Linked DNA regions of Mus musculus: regions 1 and 3 are each linked to region 2. A link is a loop called in an ENCODE intact Hi-C map of the cell type or tissue named here. Cell type or tissue: heart. All regions are shown on one strand.

Region 1 (8,000 bases), 64 kb before region 2:
GTTTGTAGTCCTTCTTCTCTTCACAGCTCTATCACCTCAATCAGACTCAGGTCAATGCCAGGAATCAACAGAGCATCAGTGCCAAGTTAATGGATAAAGTAAAGCTGTCAGTACAGAAGGGCAAACTCCAGTGTTTGGTTTTCTTGTTAAAGCCAGAGAGGACTAGGGGTTTATCTCAGTTGGCAGAGTGCTAGCCTATGCACATAGCACTGGACTCAACCTCTAGCACTCAGGAAGTGGAGACAAGAAACTTAGAAGGTGAAGGTCAATCTTGGCTACATAGTATGTCTGAGGACAGCCTGGGCTACATGAGATCTTGCCTCAAAAAAAGAAAGGGAGGAAGGGAAGGAAGGGAAGGAAGGGAAGAAGGAAAGAAGGACAGGAGAGGGGAGGGGAGGGGAGGGGAGGGGAGGGGAGGGGAGGGGAGGGGAGGGGAGGGGAGGAGAGGAGAGGAGAGGAGAGGAGAGGAGAGGAGAGGAGAGGAGAGGAGAGGAGAGGAGAGGAGAGGAGAGGAGAGGAGCCATCTAAAGACTGGGATGACGCCACTCGCATTGTGGTTACACTAGACTTGTGCACTATGCATGCTGCACCCTGTATGTAGCCAACCCCACATCTGCTATCCCTCTCACTTCTATACAAGATGGCATTTGGGAGTAAAAGCTTTGAAATAGAAAATGTGAGCTTCTCACTGACTCCAACTCTACCTCAGTTGAATATTCTTTTTAACCTCAGTTTGTGGGTAGAAGTTTTGCCAAATGAGTGTAGACTATGTCACCAATACTGCATGACATCCATGGTCAGCAGCTTGTACTTAACAGTGACAACTGGGTGGCATCTCGAAGACCAAGAAGCAGTGGAACACATGCTTATCTGTAAAGAACAAACCCTTCATGGGGCATTGGTGTCCCCTCCATTATCTCAGGCTAATGGGCTGCTAATGCCAGCAGTTATGAATGACAGATATGCGTGCATGAAAGCTGAATCACCCCAGATGTTACAGCTGGCGCATTTTACAGCTTAAACAACATAAAGAAAACACTGCTTGACTTGTATTAATAGCAAATACACTTCTCTCCAACCTCAACAACTGCTGAGCACATGTTTCAAGAGTATCAGACTGAAGCGACACCGTGTCACTACTCTGCAGGAGGCCATAGGACTCTGAAGCATGCCAGGTTGTGTGTCTCTCCCAGATGTCAGGACCCCAGCAGTGGCAGCCCTTGGAGACTGTTCAGCCCAGCTGTTTGCAGGCTGTTTCCAGAAATTTCAGAAAGACACTAACATGCCAGCAGCATGCCTCCATGTCCCTGCTAACAAGGAGTGCCTCTGAACCCACACATCCCTCCACCCAGAAAGATACCACCTGTTTTGTTTTGGCAGTTCTATATTAGATTTAAAGAATGCAAATTCTTCAAAGGGTTACCTTGAGTTATCTTACGTGTAGTAATTATTTCTCCTAAGCACAGAGTGTATAAGCAGAGATTAGATTCCATGTTTGTCTCTGCCACTTACCAGCTCTGTGTCTTTGAGAAAATTACTTTACTGCTCTGTGCCTCTGTCTGTTTACCTAGAAAAAAATGAAGGTTAACAGTATCTACATCCAACAGTGGTATTGAGATTATACCAGTCAGTATTTGTGAGACACCGAGCAAGGTATTGCACATGCTAAGCAATACTATAGTAACTACTATCTCTGTTACTTTGTGTCTATACTACAGGGATGGGGGATGCAGGACCCAGAGCAACAGTAACTGTCTGAGGACAAATGGATGGTGGCTCCCATCCTTCAGTTCCAAGCACAACACAGGGTCACATTCACATCAGATGTCTGGCTCTAGTTAGTGACTACTCATCTACCATAGACATGTGCTGATGACAGTTGGCCCTGTACACTCACCTGAAATGTCCCTAAGTGTGATGGCATGAAGGAGAGAGAAGGTAACTGAGACTGAGGGATACATGTGGACCAGAAGCAGAGGTAGGATAGATATGGATCAGAGGCGGGGAGAAGAGGAATGTGGACCAAAGGTAGAAGGTGGGTGGATGTGGACCGGAGTCAGGGGATGGATGGTGTAGACCAACCCACATCACCACTTCTGAGCCAGGCTCCCTACACTGACACCCACTTTTTGCCATGTGTCTAGAAAACACACACCCATCCCGGCTTGCAGATGCTCACTGCATCCATGCATCACGATGCTTCCCAGACAAAAGCTGGTGATGTATCCTACAATCAGTGTGAACTTTCAACATGGTGTTTTTGTAAATCACCTCCGAAGAGTATTATTAAATCAATGATGAGTCTTACAAGTGGCAGCATATTAAAAATAGAGACGCGCCTTGTCATGGATGCAGTAGAAATTTACTTTTTTTCTAGAGTAAAACAAATGAGGGAAAATGGCTCGGTAATGCTGTTCAGTGCCTGTTGGCAAGCAGCTATGAGCATCATGCACATCCTTAGAGTCAGGTAGGGTGTGAGGGCTCTTCGGAGGGAACACCATCACCTCCAGGGTGGGGTCAGGTATGCCCTGGGCAGGCCGAGGCTTGTTCTTGGTTGGAGTCATTTAGCCTCAACACTCTTCTCGCCAGACTTTGGAGATGGAAAATTTCACGTAGCCTCAGTGTTTCCTGGCCAGCAGCTTCAGCAGTCTGGGCCTGAACACAGCTAGGCTAAGCAGGAGCTGGGTTTATCCAGCCACCCTGGCTCAAGATTACAGGCTCAAGGTCGGAAACAGTCCCACCTGTCTACTGATTCACAGGCTCAGCACCAGGCTCAGGGGAGAATTACATCCTCCAGGAGGAAGCCCCTGCAGCTCACATCATGACCCCACCGTCAAAGGCACTGACAAGCTCACTTTGGAATCTATAGAATTCTTCACCCTTGTCAGAGAGGTTTCAAGACAGGGCCTGAAAGCTCAGGCCTGCCTGGGCATGAGCTTCCCTGAGCCCCCTCAGCCTTACAGAGGCTCAGGAGGAGAGTGAAAGAGATGAGAAACAGTGAACACTAGGAACGCAGCCTGGCTATGCCCATCAGGTTCTCTTGCATGCCAGCTTAGACATGGCCCTTGCCTGGAAAAATCTATGCAGCTTTGAAAGATCAGTCCTCATCACTTCCACAAGGCCTTCTCTAACTAACCCTTCCTTCTCTCACCTAGTTGCCTCTGCTTCTGATATATATATATATGCATGCATGCATGCATACATACATACATACATACATACATACATACATACATACATACAGCGTGGGGCCTCATTTCTCCATCTGTTCTATGCCTCAAGCTGTAACTGTCAGCTTCTGTTCTCCGTGGGGATGAGGCTTCACAATAGCAGGGGCAATGGCAAGGCTACTGTGTTCCCATCCCCCAGAACAAATCCTAACACCAAGTGTCCATCTCCAGGTTTAATGCATGGAGAGAGCTGTATGGGATGGCATAGACTTCCAAAACATGGAAATTACTAGTTGGAAGCAGCTTTCAGGAATACATTCATAACATGCAAGAATTATTACAATTCTGTGCCCCTTCCACATCAGAGGCCTCAAGAGGGCTATGCCACTTAACTCACCAACTAGGACGAAACAGCTCAGAGGCTAGAGATAGACAGGCCTCCCTGAGAACAGGAGGCCCAGGTTCTCTGAACCTTGCCTATGGGAGAATCCTTTATCAGAACCCACAGGGAGTTTCTGGTCACACTCTGTCCACCCAGCTCTGAGTGGCCTTGTGTCCAGGCTCCATGGCAGGTGCTGCTGTGTAGGAAACCGGCCAGCTCACAACACGTTAAGCCCAGCAGCAGCAATTGCAGGCAGGCTATGCACCCACCCCACCTCCCTGCTTCCCCACCATGCTTTCCCCAAATGGCTCTCTGTCCTTCCCACCAAGAACAAGGTGGGATTGGCATAATGTGTCACAAGTCCTCCATTTGCAAGTTGAGTAAAGTCCGCAGCTAAACTGGCCAAGGTCTCACCTGACAAAAGCCGCTTGGTGGGCACGCCTGCCATGGAAAACTCATTTTATTTAACCTTTCCTTCGGTGATGGCCTTTTAACGAAAAAGTGACTTAAAGCTTACAGTGGAAAATACATTTGACTAGAATAATACATAACCCAAAGACCATTTGCCTTTGCTTATCAGTTCTTGGTTCATTCATCATCTTTATTAAAAATCCATGGAGAAGCGCAGCCTCCTAGTCCTGGGCACCTTTTCCAGAGAGGCGAGGAGGGAAGGGCGGGAGGAATGGGAAAAAGGGTCCCAGAGCAGGAACAGCCAACTCTTCTTCAGCAGCTCCAAAAAGAGTCTCTCTCCTCCTCCCACAGCCCCATCCAGCCAACTCATAATTCTACAACAGAAAAGTCACCCTCCCCACCCCACCCCCCAAAATGAAGCATCACGCTGAAGGCAAAGAAAGTGGTAGGAAATGATACAATTCTGATCAGAGTCCTGCAGAGCCAATGATAAGTGGTTACCCAGGGGCAAGTTATGTGTGCCTTATGATACTCAGTTATCCATTCTAAAAACTGGGTATAAATCTGACCTCATAGAACTATTTATCCCTACAGCTAGGAATAAATAAGAAAGCTAATATGGATGTCTGGTGGGGCCAGAAAAGAGTCCAATGTCTGGTAAAAGTGGGGTTTTCATTGATTCAGCCCCCAAAGTACACCGCCCTAGGAAAGCCTTTCTGGTCCAGCTCTCTCACAGAACTATGCAAAAAAAGAAAAAAAAATCCCTTCCCTAAAGCTTTCCAGAGGTCGTGGGTGTGGTGCTGCCTCTGGAAATTTCCAAGCAGCAAGGGAGAGGCACTGGTGGACAGAGCCAACTAGAGAGCAGCAGGCTATGGAGAAAGGGGAGGTGAGAACAGGATTCTGGGAAAGAGACAAACACACGGTACTGCCCGCCTTTCCACCTCCTGACACATGCATAAGAGGGAATCTATGAGAGGACCTCAGTGTTGCAGAGGAAAGCCACACCCTAGAGGCAAAGGACCTGCCCAGTGCCCCACAGTGAATGACTATGGAGCAAGCTCTGGCCAGGCCAACTAAGTGCCTCCATGAATATACTGTAACCCCTTCTTTTTCTCTTCTCTTCTCTTCTTTTCTCTTCTCTCCTCTCCTTTCCTTTCCTTTTCTTGCTTGTTTCTTTCTTTCTTTCTTTCCTTCTCTCTCTCTTTTTCTTTCCTTCCTTCTTTCTTTCCTTTCTCTCTCTCCCTACTTTTTCTTTCTTTGTGTTTTGTTTGACTGTTTATTTGTGACAGGGTCTCACACTGCAGCCCAGACTGGTCTTGAACTTACTACATAGCCTAGGTTTGCCTCAAACTCAAGGCAGATTATAGGACCAATATCTACATCTCACTTGTTAATGTTACCCTAGCAAAGAATCACAGAAAGTGTGTCTTAAACAATGGGAACTTATTGTCTCACAGTTCTGAAAGCTATAAACCCTAACCGACTGTGCCAGCAAGGGGGTAGGGGGTGGGGCCTGAGGAACCTGAGGGCTCTGCCAGAAGGATCCATCACCCTGCCCACACTTGTGGATTATATCTCTTTCCATTGTCTTCCCTCATCTTTTCTCCATGCATGTCTGTCTGTCAGGGGTTCCCCAGTCCCACTGTATTAGGGCCTTCCCTTGAGCACTCCTTTAATTTAACCTGTTCTAAAAATATTCCAGTCAGCTGAAGTAACAGGGTGAAAAATCCCATGAAATCCGTATAGAAGGATCCAGTTGATCCGCACCTCAACCTTAGACCCCTGACCGTCCAGTACACAAAACTGGGGCTTTGGGTCTTATTCACGAAACACTCACTATTGTTAAGAGCACTAAGCCAGGCTCTGCCCCTCACTAAAGCCAACCCTGTGGCATACGCCACAGTCCACTTCAGAGTTCTGGAGGTGGTCCCATGAGGGCTTCTGCAAGAAACAGAGTGAGTCTGGAGAGGACACAGTGTTCACTTATCATAAAATGCCACAGGGGGGAAAAGATCCACTTAAATCCATCTAAACATAAGTACACATTTTAATCCTTATTTTGGTGTTGGGCATCTGCAGCCTGACTGAAGCCATTTTTCCCCAGTCTTGTGCAAGAAAGTGGCAGAGTAAATGTGAGCCCATCTGAGGCTGTGTGTAGAAACTGAGTGCTACACAGATCTGAAGGGAGAAGGCAGGACTTCCGGGTTTCCTGTAAGAGCCTCTCTCCATGAGAGAGATTCCCCTGTTATTGGGGCCTCAGCTTCAGCTACAAACAAGACTGCCCTATTAAATGCCTGGGTTCATGTTGCCTGGTTCAAATTCGCTCTTTACTCTGTACCACCCTGCATCTGGGGACTCAGCCGCCCCTGACTTTGTTGATGCTCAGCCTCTTCAGCTCAGCCTGCAGTCTCTTCCCCCAGAAGCATTGCTGCATTTGTCTAAATAAGGCCCCCTTGGCAGAAGCCCAGGCGGGAGCTGGGAAGCCAGCCCTGCTGCCTCCTCACAGCTACCCCAAAGCTGCTTCCAGCCACCATGGGAAAGGCCCCAAGTAGTTCCCAACTTGTGCGCCTGACACTGGAGCTGCAGAGAGATCTGAACGCTCAGATGGAGCTGGCATTAACCTTAACACAGCTCTCTGCAGGCACAAAGCCACAGCATCTGACATTGTGTATCTTCCACAAGGAAAGAAACTGTGGCGGGGTGGGGGCCTGGGTGAGGGAGATCATTCCTAGTGTGAGGTTGAGGTTAGAGCCTAAAAGGACACAAACCCAGGCCTCCCAGGCCAAGTCTAACACCCCTCCACCCGGCCGGGCCTCCCTAACACCACACTTTTGTGGAAACTATTCTGAGAACTCAAAGCCACTCTTTTCTATCCAGGCCTATAAATATCTAGAGAGAGGGAGATGAGATGAGAAAGCAGACATCCTTTCCCAGGATTTGGGAGCTAACTTTTTTTTTTTATGCAAAGCTCCCAAAAGTATTTTGAGTTCTGAAAGGCAGAAACTGTAAAGAGGATTTTAGGGGGAGCCAAGGCAGTGCCACTCATGACACATGAGATATCCTGGCCACCATGGCTGCTGCCAATGACCTGAAAGCCAAGAAGGAAGTCCCAGGTTCCAGAGCTGATGAAGGCCCAAGCCTACCGCCTGTACTGGCTCACCTCCTGTAGCAGCCCCTTGGGGTTACAGTGTCACACTGTTAATCCAATGTTACAGCTGGAGAAACTTGAACACAGAGGGAGGGGCTTGTCCAAGGCCACTGAGCCTGTAAGCTTTCACCCCAAAATGTGCAACCCCAAATTCCAGCTTTGTGGCCACTCCTCACTGCCTCTAGTGAACTGGTTGACTCTCCACCCAGCTCCTGGGTAAACAGGCATTTTCCTGTGAACTAGCACTGGAAATCCGAGGACAGCCCTGGAACCCACCCTACATCCACAGAAGGCGGTCTAAGGAGGCCGGAAGCGTGGAGCTAAAGCAAACTCCCACAGCTCTACCGCCCGCACACCTTTTTCTTCTGAGTTTCCTATTCTTCCCTGTGGCCCTCTATGCACCCTCTGCCTTGCTCTAGGGCTGCAAGAGGCAGTGCCTAAATGCAAGCCCAAAAGTTGCCACTGCTTAGCAGAGTATCGCAAGAGCCCTGAGTCCAGAACAAACTGGTTGCTAGTCAGGTTGTTGGAAATTGGATGCCAGTTTTTCTATGCAAAGTGTCCTGGCCCAGCCCAGACAGCACTTATCCAGAATGAGCTCAGCTGTATCTGCTTCAGGCTGCCCACTGCTCGTAGGCACTAGCCATGTGTAACTACTAAGTTAAAGGAGTTAATTAAATTAAAAAGTTGGATCAGCCACCGTCTGAGGGTTCATAAGCGGCATGTGTCTACCAGATTTGAGCTAACCACTACAGATGAGACATTCCCTTTTGTTGAAGAAGAACCTTGGCTTCTTTGGACAGCCCTGATGTGGACCCTGACACAGAACTACTACCACACTGTACAGGACAACGCACGCATTCCCACAGAGGGAAAATCCAGGTCCCCTGTT
Region 2 (8,000 bases):
GCACACCTTACTCTAGGAGCCCCGAGCTCCATCCCTTCCCTCTGATACTCACACTGCCCGGGTCACAGCAGGAGACTTCTCTATATCCTACTGTCTCTTTGGACCCAGTCTGGAGACACCCACCCACTGCAGCCTTGGATTTCAGACCCAGCTCCTGTGGGTTTGTCTGCTCTGCTGTGGCTGCTTCCTGCTTCCGCAACTGAGGTAACTGTCCTGGCAGATTGGCCTTGCTAGAACCCGGAAGGCTCTGAAGTAAAGCCGCAGCCCAGCGTGGGTTTTCTCCATCCGAAACAGAAGAAACACCACCACAGTGGACTAAGCTGCTTCTTGGGTTTGACACCTGCTCCTTAGGGGAGGATCCTGGATAGGCAGGTGTGCTCTAGGTGGGGACAGTTTTCTACTTAAGATGCCCCCTGCAGTCCCAGTCCTACTGAGACTGACTGAGGCTGGAGCCAATACTGGGCCGATGTAATTTTCTACTCCGCATTTGTCTTGAAGCTTGCTGCTCCTTAAAACCCACAGTTAGAGTCATACAAGGCATTTCTCTTGTCCCTTACAAGCCCGGCAAATAAGCTCTTTTGCCCTCACATTCTCTCTTGGAAGCACAAACATCCAGTCAGACACACTCCCGGACTAGTGTGAGATCCTGCGATCCTGGAAAGGAGCACCCTGGAATCATACGCACGTTTGGACACGTGCACATCGCGTCCCCATACTGACAGCAAGCTACACACACACACACACAGACACACACACACACACACACACACACACACACACACACACACACACACCACCTGTGCACACGCGTACACAGGGAAGACTCACAGGGCGGCAGACACAAAAGATCCAGGACACCAGTCCTTGCAATCCCTCCAACCACGTAGCTGCCAACCTATAGCCCTCCCTGCAATCGCTGGTCTCCTACGCATTGGCCCCAGCGCATCCCACAAGCAGAACACACTGGGCACTCCCGGGCCTCGCGCCTGGCTCAAGTTTCTCAGGACGCCTGTACCTTGGATATGCTGTTTGATGACATTCTCCAAGTGGTCCAGCCGCTCGATAATTTTCAGGGTGTCCCCTTTATCTTCCTCCAGCTTCTTGTCGGGCACTGGCTCCTGCCCCCGCACATACACGCTGGCGATGTAGTTGGTGACCCAGCCCACGTACAGCAGGCATATGATGTTGGTCATGCCGCTTAGGATCACGCAAGTGGACACCAAAGTTTTGGTCTTCCTGGTACACACCATTCTGGGGTCCTTCCTCCATATAGAGCACCCGGGGCCCCTCCTCGCTGTACACCCCAAACTCCCCCGCGCTCAACCCCCTTGGCACGTCTGGGGTCTCTGGGTGCGCCAGCACCTAAGTCTCTCCAAAGGCGGGTCTCCTGGCAGTGTGAGCTGCGGCGCACAACTTTGCAGCTCCGGCCGCTGGCCACCCTGAGAAAGAGCTCCACAAAGAAAACGAGGTGGGTCTAGATTTTTGTTTTGGGCTTTTCCCCCGCAAATTCAAAATCCCCGAGCTTTTCCCTAGGCGGTCACGGGTGGCCGGCAGTGGCGAGACGAGACCTGCAGGGCTGGGAAACTTTGTCACTGCCAGGGCCCAGCCGCGTTGCTTTCCATCTCCAGTGCTGGCTGCCTGGGAGATGCCACCAGCCCTCCGCTCGCCGCTCAGGAGAACCGCGGCTGTGGCTGCGACCAGAGGAGCGAAGCAGAGCGGCCCGGCCCCCTCCGAGCGACAAGCGCCGCCACCAATCGCGCTCTGGCTCTGGAAAAGGGTCGGGACTGGGCGGCTGCGGACCAACGAGGAGGGGCCAGGGGGCGGAGCCCCGCCCCGCGCCCCACCTGCTGGCAGCAGGCTCCGGTCCGGACACAGCTGAGTCTCCCGCGCCCTCGGGCCACCCTAGGGCCTGCAGATCAGGAACCTCCAGTCCCCGCCCAGGCCGGCAGATTCCACCTCTAGAGTAATTCCCCGCTCGCGCTCCCGCTAAGAAGCCCAAGCTTTGGGGACCAAGATGCTCCTATACCCTCACCTTCCCCAACTGAGGGCATTCTGCTTTTCCACCTGAAAAAACGGACTCCTCGCCTCCATCTCCTTTTTGATAATGGAGACTCAAACCATACAAGTGGCTAGGCCTCATAATGTCCACACCTTATGCTTCTTGAGCCTTTACTCTGCCTCTCTCTGTTGGTCTCCCGGGTGTCACCAAATGCCTTCCGGAAATCTCTAGGAGAGGCATAGTGAATAGTGAGGGTGTCTCTGCAATCGTTGGTCACATCTATGCACTATGCAGCTCCCTGGACGAATTCATGCTCTGGGAGCCGTTACTGCTTATGGATATCACTACACCCCACGTCTAAGGAAGCCTTATACGCAGTATTGGGACAAGAGGATGCAATTCTCCATGACTTGTATAATTCCCACACATTCAGTGTTCATGGCTATCAAGTGGTCGACAGAGCCTTTCTGGAGAGAGGATGTAGAAACACACACACACACACACACACACACAGAGAGAGAGAGAGAGAGAGAGAGGCTCCTGGGTTTGATGCTCCTGTATGTGTTAGTTACATGAGCTTGAGCAAGGGTCAGAACACCATAAGAGACATTTCCCCCATCTATCAAATATCAACAATACCTTCCTGCTTATAAGTATTAAATGAGAGGATATACCAAAAGGGCTTAGGACAGGACACACAGTGGGTGCCCAGGCTCCTGTGGTTATCATTCCAGGATGCAGTTCCTCCCTTCCCGGGTCCAAGAACACCACCTGGCTGCTCAGCAAACCTTGATTTTTCTATTGACCACTCTCAGCTCTTCTCCCCTACTGGAAGCTACAGAGTCTAAGGCTGTGGGCAGCAAGAAGGAGCTTGTCCTCTAGCTGGCTTGGTTCCACCTCATTGGCTTTCTGCTTGAATGTCTTTCTTTACCATCAGCAATTCAGCCACAGGGGCTGATAGAAGGAATGCTGCTGGGCCTGATTGCCCCACATACCCTCAGATTCCAACTCAAGATCCCCAAAACCTTGGTTAGAAACAGGGGCATGGGAGGGGTTTGTGTAGGCATTTACTCACCACCCTCTGCAGAATTACAAGGTCAAAGGCCCCAGTATCTCTGCAAGCTCCCTTTATAAATGGTTCTTGAACATAGATTCTTATCTTTGGCCCTCAGTTCAATTGTATTCAACTCAACAGGAACTCAGCAAGTTCCTGACATTTTGTCTAAATGACCAGTTGCCTGGGACACTTGCCCAGTTTGCTCTAGACCTATGGCTGCGGTGTAGGCTTCAGTCTCATCGGGGGCCTCTTTTCTAAGCATGGAGAGCTGTTCAGTCCAAGGAGGTTCTCGACTTTCCACTTATGTCACTCGTCTAACCCCAAGCGTCTTCCCACTTTGCCATTTAATAAGTCCTGCCGGGAGCTTCACTATCAGGCCCCTTGATGTGCATCAGAACTGAAAAATTCCTCAGATAGTCGATGTGAGCCAACTGATGCCAAGTGGTCCTTGAAACTTATTCTGAGAATCTGAAGCTACTGTCTCCTTCCACTCCTACCACGAGAGGTGACATGAGGACTGAAAGTCCTGGTGGCTTTGTCCTGTATAAACTGAATGTTGTACACTGAAGAAGCTACTGTCCCCTTGATGTGACTTGAGAGCAGTCTTTGGTGGGGAAGGGAGGGGTATTTTGTTTTCTGAGACAGACTCTCACTATGTAGCTCCGACTAAGCTAGAACTCTCTATGTAAACAAGTAGACAAGTCTGGACTTGATCCTATAAAGACCCACCTGCCTCTGCCTCTGTAGTAGGATTAAAGACACTTCCTGCTATGACTCACCTTTTATAGAGGTTCTTATCCTCATGTCCAGAGACACCGCTATGCCATCAATGCTAAGCCTTCTTCAAAGTGTCTTTGGTATCACCATTAAGAAAAGTGAATCTTCGTTTGGCCATCAATCCCTTACATTCTCGGCAGGAATAGACTCCTCAGAGAGAACTGACAGTGGCCACATGTGTCCACCAGATGGCAGCACTGTGTAAAGCCATGGGGCCAGAAGTGCCAAGAGAACTTGGGGGCTTAACAGGAAAAATAAACCCTGGTAGTGGAAGGCTTTAGTCTTGGTCTGGCATTATGGGAAGTAGGGTGGCAGGCACTCAAGGGAATGGAGACTGGTGGGTTGCAAAGCAAAAGTGGATAATCCATTCAGAAACAAAAGTCGTAGACGCCCAAGATTTGATGTTAGGAAGCCACAGCCCAAAAATGTAATTGACAGAAAAAGCATTCTGCTGAGAAAGGTTTATTTGGTGCCTCCCTTGTGCCAGGGTTAAGATTTGGACTAGGGAGCCAGGCAAATGCTCTCATTTACTAGCTGTGGAGTCTTGGGCAAGCTAACTAACTACTTGGTGCCTCAAGTCCTTCCATCTGCAAATGGGATAATAGTAACGTTACCTACATCATGGAGATATTATGAAACTTTAATTTGTATGAGGGGCACTGATGGCATTATCTAAGTATTGATTGTTACTACTCTCTCTGAGTATCCAAATGTCTGGAAGATAAATGAGAGGAAAAAATGACAATCTCTTAGAGGCAGCTTTCCTCTGAGAACAGAGGGTCCAGAAGTTACACACAAAGGACCCTTTCTTCCCTCCACCATCACCTTCCCAACAGAGCTGGTGTAACTAAACTCCTCAATGTACTCAAGTGCAGATTCTGCAGGAACCCTGCAACTAGGTCCGTCTGCCTCACATCTGTCGCTTAGTAATCCACTTCGGGTCATGTGACAGTAGCCTCTGCGCACAGGTACTCAGAGAGACTCATAGACCACATTCCCTTAATGGAGTGGACCAGTGAAGAAGCAGCTGCCTTACAGTAGGATAGGCTCCTAGCTGATGTCTTAGTATGAAAGAGAGATGCAAACGGATAATGGAGACATCAACTGCATCCTGATCCCGTGATTTTACCACTAGACAGCTCTGCTAGACAGGCTCCTCCTCCCTCAAGGAAATGTGGGCTCTTAGAACAAAGTAGCACTAGCCAAAAGAACACATATAAGCCAATCCAACAGAGGATAAAACTATCCAATGGGGAAAATGGACGAAGAACATGAGCAAACAGTGGAAGAGAGATCAGAACCAGCCAAGAACTAACCAGAGGATGATTAAGCTGGATAAGAATTAGAAACATTTTTCCAGATATGGCTGCCATAGTTCCCCTATCAGATTGACTTAAATATGTAATATTTTAAGTATTAACAAGAACATGTGGGAAATAAGTACTCAAATACGCCAATGAGCATACAACCAGAATGTCTTTTTGGAATGTATTGTTGATGATGCTCATGATCCTTTGACCTTGCACTCAGAGTGTGGTCCATCGGTCAGTCACAACACTGGCAAGCAATGCAGAATATTAGCTCCATCTCCCATTTACCAGTCAGAATCTGCATGTAAATGCTGCCTCCAGATGCTTCAGATACATCCTCCAAGAAGCCGAACGAGAGAGATGGAATCCACGGCTATCCTGGAGAAGGGTCTCTGGGCCTGCTGATGAAAGCTTGAAATCCCAGCTCCTTCAAAGGCTGAAGCAGGAGCCAAGGCTTGCCTGGACCACAGAATAAGTTCAGGGCCAGCCTGAACCCTGACAGGAAGTGAGGCTACTGTTAAAAGATGTAATTCAGTAGTAGGGATGTCTACCAAGCACTTACTCAGTTCATCCGTTTATTCTCTCTCTCTCTCTCTCTCTCTCTCTCTCTCTCTCTGTGTGTGTGTGTGTGTGTGTGTGTGTGTGTGTGTGTGTGTGTGTGTGTGCATGCACATATGTGTGTACGTGATGTATGCAGGTATTCATGGGAACCAGACAGGGAGTAAGATCCCCTGATGCTAGAGGTATAAGGGTTGTGAGCTGTCTGACATCTGTGCTGGAAACTGAACCAAGGTCCCCTGCAATAGCAGCAAGTGCTCTTAGCCACCGAGCCATCTCTCCATCCCACACATGAGAACAGTCTCACAGTGATGTTGATCAATGTGGTATCTTCACAGTGTTCATATCCATGAAAGCCACAGGCCTGGTTTTGAGTTCTGCTCCTGCCACACCCTAGCTATGGGAATGTTTGTGGGTGATTTATGTCTCATATCCCTACCCCCTCACCTGGAAGGTGTCATCTCCACTGATGGGATTGTTTGAAGATGATGTAAAGGAAAATGTGTAAGACTTGGCGCTCAGCTGTGCTAAGTATTCAACACATGCTAGTTCAGATCGTGCTCAGCATTTTTTACTTAATAATAAATGATGATAATTCACTCTCAGTCCATAATTATACATATTATATAACATACACATGCAACCCAGGAACTAAATGTATACTTCCAAATGTTTTATTCTGTGAAGGGATGCATAGACATTTTTCTATGCTATTTCTATAAGTAAAAATGAGTCAGGTTGATCTACAAGGTCTGGCTGTGTCTCATTAGGCCACCCAGACCTGCAGGCAGGGAAGCTGGCAAGGTCCTGACCACATGAGTCTCCTCTTGACCTTTATAGCAACTTGATGACCTTCTGCCCAGGCATCGAGGTTGCCACTTTGTGGTTAAGAGGACTGTATTAAATGTCAAGCATTAAAAGAATAAACATGGTAGAGGCCTCTGACTTTGAGCCTAGAGTACCTTCTACTGCAGTGATAGTTTATGGATAACCATCTTCCATGGAGAGATCAATAATTAGACTTACAAGTGACAGACACTGGAAGTATTGCTTTGGGAAAGAAAACTGGAAATGGGAAAGTGCCTAAGCCCTACTTGAACATTGCCTCCTGAACGAGGAAGAGCAAAGTGTGCTCTCTCTCTCTCTCTCTCTCTCTCTCTCTCTCTCTCTCTCTCTCTCTCTCTCTCTCACACACACACACACACACACACACACACACACACACACACACACGTTTTGAAAGTAACAGTCTGGTTGGACATGACATTTCTAGAGTCCCTCTACACAGATAGAACCAGAGGCCTCAGAGCAAGAGCAAGTGCCCTGGAACAGCCTGGAATGGAGCGTAGGAACGCAGGAAGGGTCATAGCTAAGCCATGAAATTCTCCATTAGAAAATACCTGGTGGCTACCTGGATGCCCAGGCATAAAGTCAGGAGGCCCCTTCAGCTTTACTCTACCCTGATCCCTCATTCTCAGCCTCAGAAATAGTGGGAGTCCCCTGTGAGGAATCGTAGGTGCCTGCCAGACATGAGGAGCAGTGGCCTTTTCCATACTGGTACACAGCAGCCTGGGACACCATCCGCCCATAGGCATGCTCCGGGTTGTATTGTCTGCCAGATGGCGAATAAAATATTCAACAGTCCCACCAACTTCTCTCAACAGCGAGGTGACTGGCTTGCTCGGGAACAGAGTGATTTCGGTGGAAAGCCCAAATTGCAAGTGGCAAGTAGCAGCTGGGAGGTAAGTCTGCAATCTGCTTCTGACAGAGCTAGAGCCCAGAGCTTGGGGCAGCTTGGGTTTGCAGCACGCTGAGATCCCCTCCTCCAGAGATGTGGAATATGTCATCAAAGGATTTGTCTAATTCTGGTTCCAAGACAAAACGACAGATGCACAAGAGCACAGACTGCTCAGAAGAGCAAGCCCAGCTAACATCGCCTCACCAGGTGCCTATGGATTCTTGGACGAGGCAGGACAGATTCATAGGGAACACTTCAATCAAAGTCCTGTCAGAGAGTCCAAACTCATAGAGGCCAGAAGACTCACCCAATGTCCACAGACTTCACTTGTAAATGTCATGAGGGGCCTGACCCGCTTCAGAATACAGTTATATTCTGCCCTCAAGTAGTTGAACAGATAGGAGTCCTTGTCACCCAACCTGATATCTCGAAAGGTCTCCACAGCTACGGAAGAAGGAGGCCCGCCATGTTGAACATGTGTGCATTAGAAAAGCTAACTCCCATCTCACCGATTTTCCTGCTATCAGATTGTACTTTAAAACCCAAACACGCAGATTTGTT
Region 3 (8,000 bases), 530 kb before region 2:
TGCCAGGGAGATGGCTCATCGGGCGAAAGCTCTTGGCACAGAAGCAAGAGGAACTGAGTTTGAATATTTGGAATCTGTATAAAAAGCCAGGCATGACTGTACAAGTGTCTGTAATCCCGGCGCTTCGGTGGGGAAATGAAATCAGGAGACAGGAGAATCCCTAGGCTAGCAGGCTGAAGCACACAACATAAAAAAACAACAAAGAGATCTTGCCTCACTAATAAGGTAGTCACCGGAGTCTGACACCCAAGGTTGTCCTCTGACTGCCTGTATTCACACAGACATGCCTGTATGCATGTCTGTATTCACACATACAAAGTGCAGGTATATGCACATGCCCACATTCACATATTGTATACAAACACATGTACCACATACAAAGATAAGTTAAAAAAAACCATGTTTATGAATTAAGAGAGGAGGTCTACATGCCCCAGTCTGAGAGATGTGGGCGTGAAGGGCTGTTGACGTAGCTGCCTGCTTGCTATGGGGTAGGGGGTGGAGGTGACAGGCAAACTGTTGGAGAATGGCTGGCCAGTTCCTCCTCCTTCTCAAAGTTGACTTATTCTCAGACTTACTGGGGAAACTTAGGCAACTCAAATACTCATTTGACTTCTGATATTCAGCTATTGTCTTGCCATAGCTTTAAGTTGTCACATCTTTCTTATGGCAACGGTTGGCTGCCATGCTGAGGGCTAGCCACAGGCTGAGGTCTCATGTAGGGGAATCAGGTAACATTTTGTCCAGATAGATTGGAAACCCTAGTCTGAAACTTGTGCTATTTGTTTTTTTTTTTTGATTACATGTGTGTTTATAGCCAGAGGAACTTCAGATATTTCTGGCTCAGGAGAAGTGCATAGATTTTTCAGTAACAAAGGATCTTTTTGGAGTAAGGAAGGAACTGTGACCAGGAAACTGTCCAAAGAAGCCTCAGGAACCTGTATTCCTGCTTGCCATTGACAGGCCGATGAAAAGAACTTTATTTCTCTGTGATTGGCAGTGGTACTGCCTGAATCCAAGGACACATTCTTGTTGTCAATAATATCTTATTGTGGCCTCCGAATCCCTTGGGGTCCAGTGTGACATAGCCACAGCTCTCTGTGGAGGCATTTTTCTGAGGTGGCATCCCTGAACTCAACCTCAAAGTCTTGGTGACGGGCTAGCTCACTTGCATATCACACTTTGCCATCTTTGGCCAGTTTGTCAACAGCTCTTCCAACTCAAGGTGGAGTTTCTCTCAATTCCTAGGTGCAGTCCTCCATAGCCCTGCCAGCTTCAAGAGTCCAAGTACCAAACCCCAGTGGGTACTTCATCTGAGCCCTGCCCCAGGGCTGCTCTCAACCTTGTGCATGTCATAATTGACCCATCTACCTCCACTCCCTAAAGATTTTATTTTTAAATTATGTGTACATGCGACTGACTCTGTGTGAGTATGTGCACATGAGTGCAGGTGCTCTCAGAAGCCAGAAGGGGGCATCACATCCCTTGGAGCTTGAGTTTCAGGTGATTGCGAGCCATTTGAGATAGGCTTTGGGAAATGAACTTGAGTCCTTTGGAAGAGAAATGTGTGCTCTTAACTTCTGACCCATCTTTCCAGCCCCTCTACTCGTACTCTTGAGCCTATTCATTACATTTTCATAATTTCAAGTATATTTTAGGATCAAGAGTGATGTAAATGAACAAATGTGAGCATATATATAGTAATAGCAGGGTGTGTACAGAATTAGAAATCAGCTGTGCAATTAAACAGCCCAGGGGCTTAACTCTGTCTTGTCATTTAGTAGCTCCATGACCTCAGACAAATTATTACATTTCTCAAAGATATTGTTATCTGCAAAATACAGACCATAATAATATCTACTTCATAATCTCTTGATGGGATCATTCTGTCTGACACATGCTTGATGTTCAACAAATGGTAATTTAGTTGGCATGCTATGAATATACCTGTTATAAGGCATAGCAAAACCACCAAGTCAAATGGCTTATAATATTCCTAGGAGCTAAAAAAGCCAGCTATGGTGGCACATGTGCTTGGAATCCCAGAAAAGGGATGGAAACCAACAGACCCCTGGGTTGACAAGCATAATCTACTGGGCAAGTTCCAGGCTACTGAGAGACCCTATCTAAAAAGAAGGAAAAGTGGGGGCTTGAGAGAGGGCTCACTGGTTAGACCATGCTTAATGCTTTTGCAGATGACCTACATTTAGTTCCTAGCACCAACACCAGGCAGTTCACACCTACCTGTAACTCTGGCTCCTGTACTTTATTTTGGCCTCCATGAGCATCCACACACATATGGCATTTGCTACAGACACAGGCACATTCATGTTAAAAGAAAAGTGGCCAGTGCTTGAGGAATGATATTTGGAGTCGACTTCTGCCTTGTACGTGCACACATGTGTGGGGACACTCCCTCACCCCAGCACAGTTGTCCCCATGTCCAGTGAAGACTTACTTTGGTTCTGGTTTGAGAGTTCTTGGTTGTTGGTCCTTTCACATTGAGCCTATAACTCAGACAGAACACCAGAACAGCATGGCTGGGGCTGTAACTAGCAGAGCTGCTCATAACTTGATGGGCAGGAAGCAAAGAGATGGGGAAGGACCAAGTCCTAAGATCAGTTAAGAGTGGACTCTAGAGGCTCTGCCAGTGCCTCACAAATACAGAAGTGGATGCTCACAGCCATCCATTGGATGGAGCACAGGGTCCCCAATGAAGGAGCTAGAGAAAGTACCCAAGGAGCTGAAGGGATTTGCAGTCCCATAGGAGGAACAACAATATGAACTAACCAGTACAACCAGAGCTCCCTGGGATTAAACCACCAACCAAAGAGTACACATGGTAGGACTCATGGCTCTAGCTGCATATGTAGCAGAGGATGGCCTAGTTGGTCATCAATGGGAGGAGAGGACCTTGGTCCTGTGAAGGTTCTATGCCCCAATATAGGAGAATGCCAGGGCCAGGAAGGGGGAGTGGGTGGGTTGGTGAGCGGGGGTGGGGGGGGTGGGGGTGGAGGTGGGGATGGATAGAGGATTTTTGGAGGGGAAACCAGGAAAGGGAACAACATTTGAAATGTAAATAAAGTAAATATCTAAAAAAAAAAAAAGAGTGGACTCTAGAGAGGTCATCTCCTCTTATAGGTTCCATCACCTCCCACTAGTACTACAGATTGATGACCAAGCCATGCCATTAGCACATGGCTTTTTTTGGAGGGCGCACATTTAAGATTCAAGTCACAGCATGTGATTACTCTAGAACTTGCATTCCAAAACCAGGCAGTGCCTCAACAAACTGAGACAGGAGGGTGGCAGGTTCAGTTTTTTTTTTTTATCTTTCATAGCAATGGTGACAGACAGCAAGGTGAGGTCAGAGAGACACCAGGCCACCTTTCCTTCCCTACATCTGCAGTGTGCTCTCCAAGCAGAATCCACACATCATTCTATCCTTTGCCTTCTCCTTTCTGAGTCAGTACATAAATAGATGACTTCTGGAGCTTCAGGGAAGCCCAGATCCACACATTAGGCAGGAAGTTATGTGCTTTCTTTCCCGGATAACTGTCCATAATGCATTCAAGCCCAGAAAGAAAGGATGTCAGAATTTGTTCAAAATCCATCAATCGGACCATTTTCTCAATGACAAACAGATGGCTCCTTTGAGTTATTCAGAGGGAGAACATTCTTTTCCTTTTGTTCATCTCAGTTTTTATGGTTTAAAAGAATTAGTGTTTAATCCCAATTCTAAAATTGTTAATTAGTTTGTATTTGCCTCACTAAATCTGTTAAATAGATTTTTATCGCTTCAGCTCTGTCTCCCTGGCAGCATCTGGTGTCAAGTTTGCAGAAATAATGTGGGTCTGAAAGAAAAAAAAAATCCAAACCCAAACCCAGAGGTTAAACCATCAGGATGACAGATGTGACAGCATTAAAGAGAAATACATCACCCTAAAGCCTTTATTCCCATATATTTTGGGATCAACCTAAACAAGAACCACCATTCTCTGTTCCATTTCACTCCCCAGGAGCGCTGTGGCCCAGGTCCTGTTTGATTTATGTATGCTGTTAGACACTGATGAGGGCTGCCAGGGAGCCCTCAGCCCTTCCCAGATACAGGCTTGGCAAAAGCAGGAGGATATTTCTGTTACCCTCTTACCCCAACCCTTATCCTCCACGTTCAATTCAATGATCTGTAAGAACTAAGCCATGCAGGCAAAGCTCGCCAACAGGCAGGGGGCAGCAGAGAGCAGCGCAGCTAATGGAAGGCAGTGTCCAAGTAACAGCTTTGTGCCCAAACCACTGTGTTGCAACATAATCAAAGATAGCTCATAATCTGGGCTCAGAGGTTAACAGCCTGTCTTAGATACTCCCCCCGCCCAGAGGATTTGAGTTTGGTTTCTGTGATAGTTTGTATATGCTCAGCCCAGGGAGTGGCACTATTAGGAGGTATGGCCTTGTTGAAGTAGGTATGTCACTGTAGGAGAGGATTTTAAGACTATCATCCTAGCTGCCTGGAAGCAAGTTGTCCACTAGCAGCCTTCAGATGAAGATGTAGAACTCTCAGCTCCTCCTGCACCATGCCTGCCTGGATGCTGCCATGCTCCCACCTTGATGATAATGGACTAAATCTTTGAACCTGTAAGCCAGCCCCAATTAAATGTTGTCCTTATAAGAGTTGCCTTGGTCATGGTGTCTGTTCACAGCAGTAAAACCCTGACTAAGGCAGTGCCCAGCATCCATATCAGGCTCCAGGATAAGGATTCAGTGCCTCCCTCACCCCCACAATTAAAAACAATAGTTGGTGATTTAATTCTAAGAATGAGAGTAACAAACAAAAGCTGCCCGGTAGCCAGTTTCTCTGTGGTAGACACAGAACTGTTCACAAATCCCCAGAACCTGTTACCTCGCATGGCAGAGGGCTTTAAAGGTGTAATTTAGTTAAACATGGGAGATGCAGAGGCCCTAAATACAACCAGGAATTTCTTTAGAAGAGAGAGCAGAGGGAGATGAGAAGATGGAAGAGAAGGCAACAAGATGTTGGAAGCAGTTTGACACAAAGTGAAGATGAAAGAAGAAGCCACAAGTCAAGACATACGTACATGGATGCTAGAAGCTGAAAACAATTGTTCTCCCTAGAGTCAGAGAGTACTGCTAGCCTTTGACTTTAGCCTAATTAAACAAAACTTTCATTATTGACTACCAGAACTGACGGAGAATACAGTTTTATATCACACTGCTTTGTCATAGCAGCCATCAGGAACTAATGCCACGTCTTTCTCTTGCATGGGACAATAGTCCTCTATCCCAGCACTAGAAAGTATTTTTCAGGGGTAAACTCAGGTGGCAGAGATGAGCATGATGAATTCATATCGTTCAGGGTAGGAATGGACTTCAAGCTCTAAGCAGACGTAGGTCTGACTTTCCTGCCCTGGAAGGTTGGAGAAGAACATTTCTGAACATCTTAGACCAAAAATAATAGAAGAGTCAGGAGTTCTCTGCATAAATATCTGCATAATCAACATATTTACATAAGTATTAAGAGGAGGTGAGAGTAAGGTGGAGCCCGCAAGTCAGAGGAGGTGGAGAAGGGAGTCAGTGAGAAGAAGGTGAATGGGGAAGAGGGCAAAGGAGCTGCCTCTCAGGCAGAGCCCAGCTCTGGCGAGTCAGGAGCCACTGTCCCCATGTTGTTCAAATCAACACTGACGTTCTTTATCGGACACATGCGGCTTCTAGGTAGAATTTCATTTTAGCAAGTTTCAAGAAGTTTCTCTAGGATAGCTTAATTTTCTGTGTGTGTCTTTAAAAAAATATTTTTATTTATTGCATCCTGACCATGTCTTTCCTCTCTTCTTTCCTCCTAGTCCCTACCCCACCTTCCTTTCCCCCAGATTCACCCTTCCTCTGCTTCCCTTCAGAAAAGAACAGGCCTCCCAGGGATATCAACCAAACATGCATATCAAGTTGTAAAAAGGTTGTTAACTCCTCTCATATTAAGCTAGAGCAGGCAGCCCAGAAGGAGAAAAAGGGTCCTAAAAGCATTCAAAACGTCAAAGACAGCCCCTGCTCCTACTGTTAAATGTCCCACAAGAACACCAGGCTACACAATCATAACATATATGCAGAGCGCCTAGTCAGACTCATGTAGGCTCCCTGGCTGTCAGTTCAGTCTCTGTGAGCCCCATAAACCCAGGTTAATTGATCCTGTGGGTTTTCTTGTGGTATTTTTGACCCCACTGGCTCCCAAAATCCTTCTTCCTCTCTTTGGCATGATTCTTTTTAACTCTGCCTAATATTTGGCTATAGGTCTCTGCATCTGCTCCCATCAGTTGCTTGATGAAGCCTCTGTGATGACAATTATGTCAGGCTCCATCCAGCACAATTCTTTACATACCTTGAGAAAAAAAATCATGGTCCTCATTGTAAAACCACTGAATTTGATAGAAGAGAAAGAGGGGAATAGCCTTGAACACATTGGCATAGGAGACAACTTCCTGAACAGACCACTTACAGTGGAGGTACTATAATCAGCAGTAAATAAATGAGACCTCATAACACCCAAAAGTTTCTGTAAGGCAAAGAACACTATCAATAGGACAAAGCAGCAGCTCACAGAATGGAAAAAGATCTTCATCAACTCCACATCTGACAGAGGGCTAATATCCAAAATATGTAAAGAACTCAAGAAATTAGAAATAAATAATTCAATTAAAAATGGGATAGATATCTAAACAGAGAATTTGCAACAGAAGAATTTCAAATGGTCAAGAAGCACTTAAAGAAGTGTTCAACATCCCTGCTATCATGGGGATGCCAATCAAAATGGCTGGATCCTCTTCTCTCCACCCCATCCTCAACTCCCAGCCTTGGGGTGGCCATCGTGTGTGAACACACCCAGCCCAGCTCTTTTCCGTAACTTCTGAAGATCAAAACACAGGTGCTTTGCCAACTGAGCCAACTCCCCAGTCTTAGGGAGAATTAGTTTTGCTATAATTTTGAAAGAACACCAAAAAATTTGGAATAGTAATGCCCCAAACCCCTCCTTTATAACAGAACACTCTCATTTTGTATTATTGTAAGCTCTCTTTTCTTTAAGTATAAACAATTTACATTTGCATCCTCGCTCCTGGTTTCTAAGTATGCCAGTACATATTTTATAGGAGCAGGACATTTGTCATCAACCACAGTACAGGCATCAAAGCTGAGCAAACTGAATGCAGCCATCAGTACATAGTCCAAGTCCAAATTTTGCCAACTATCTTTCTGGTTTATTTATCTCCTGGACCAAGACTTTTGAGGCAGAGTTTCAGCATGTTGCTTTGGTTATCCTGGAACTTACAATGTAGAGCAGGCTAGCTTTGAATGTACAGAAATCACTCTGCCTCTGCCTCCCAAGTGCTGGGATTAAAGGCCTTCTACACTATGGAGGTGTTTCTTCAGGTTTTAAATGCCTCATTTCATAAAAGATGAAACAAGATCCTCCTTTTTCTATGCCAATTACTTTTTTGATAATTATTAGTAAGATAACATTGATAGCTGAGAAAGCCTTATTGATGCAAAGGAAGATAAGGATTTGTTTTGTCTCAGAGTATTGAATCTGCATATTAAATGTTAATAAAATTTATTTTTAAAGTATTTATTTTGGTGTGTGTGTGCATGTGTGTGTGTGTGCATGTGTGTGCATGTGCGTGTGTGTGCTTGCAGCAGTTCACATGTATCATGTGCATGCAGGTACCCACGTAGGCCGAAAGAGGGCAGGTGTTGGATTCCCTGGATTTTTAGTAACAGGCAATTGTGAGCCACCCCATACGAGTGATGGGATCCAAACCTGGCTCCTCTGCAATAACATCAGCATGGGCTCAACCACCGAGCCATCTCTGCAGCCCCCAACAAACTTTATAAAATAACTAAAATATTTATAAACAGATCCACTTAAAAAAATTACTTCCCCAGGCTGGCGAGATGGCTCAGAGGGTAAAAGCACTGACTACTCTTTCGAAGGTCCTGAA

Evidence for each region. A loop is a pair of places that touch in the nucleus more often than their neighbours do. Peaks named below come from ENCODE experiments on the same cell type or tissue, not always from the same donor. Only the 100,000 strongest peaks of a DNase experiment are listed, where the experiment ranks them.
Region 1: a loop joins it to region 2, with 3 times the contacts of the local background. A loop is called at or near these places in 9 of 42 quality-filtered maps.
Region 3: it touches region 2 in a loop (3-fold over the local background); 10 of 42 quality-filtered maps call a loop at or near these places.

What each region holds. Positions count from the first base shown.
Region 1 is chr7:111,714,257-111,722,256 of GRCm38, forward strand. All of the region lies in intron 1 of Galnt18 (polypeptide N-acetylgalactosaminyltransferase 18), which reads right to left. Among named protein-coding and RNA genes, the nearest start is that of Galnt18, 62 kb to the right of the region's middle. In heart, no CTCF peak of the experiment used is centred here; DNase peaks (open chromatin) are centred at 4,855, 6,435 and 7,295; H3K27ac peaks cover 2,558 bases.
Region 2 is chr7:111,778,298-111,786,297 of GRCm38, forward strand. It overlaps Galnt18 (polypeptide N-acetylgalactosaminyltransferase 18), which reads right to left and starts at 1,680. Exons shown (of 11, transcript NM_001360903.1): 1 at 1,016-1,680. The coding sequence starts at 1,250. In heart, CTCF peaks have their summits at 1,852 and 4,019 (motif pointing right); DNase peaks (open chromatin) are centred at 1,784, 3,164 and 4,004; H3K4me3 peaks cover 2,312 bases; H3K27ac peaks cover 1,340 bases; H3K27me3 peaks cover 2,698 bases.
Region 3 is chr7:111,245,613-111,253,612 of GRCm38, forward strand. No RefSeq gene overlaps it. Among named protein-coding and RNA genes, the nearest start is that of Gm33145, 36 kb to the right of the region's middle. In heart, a CTCF peak has its summit at 4,228; a DNase peak (open chromatin) is centred at 4,209.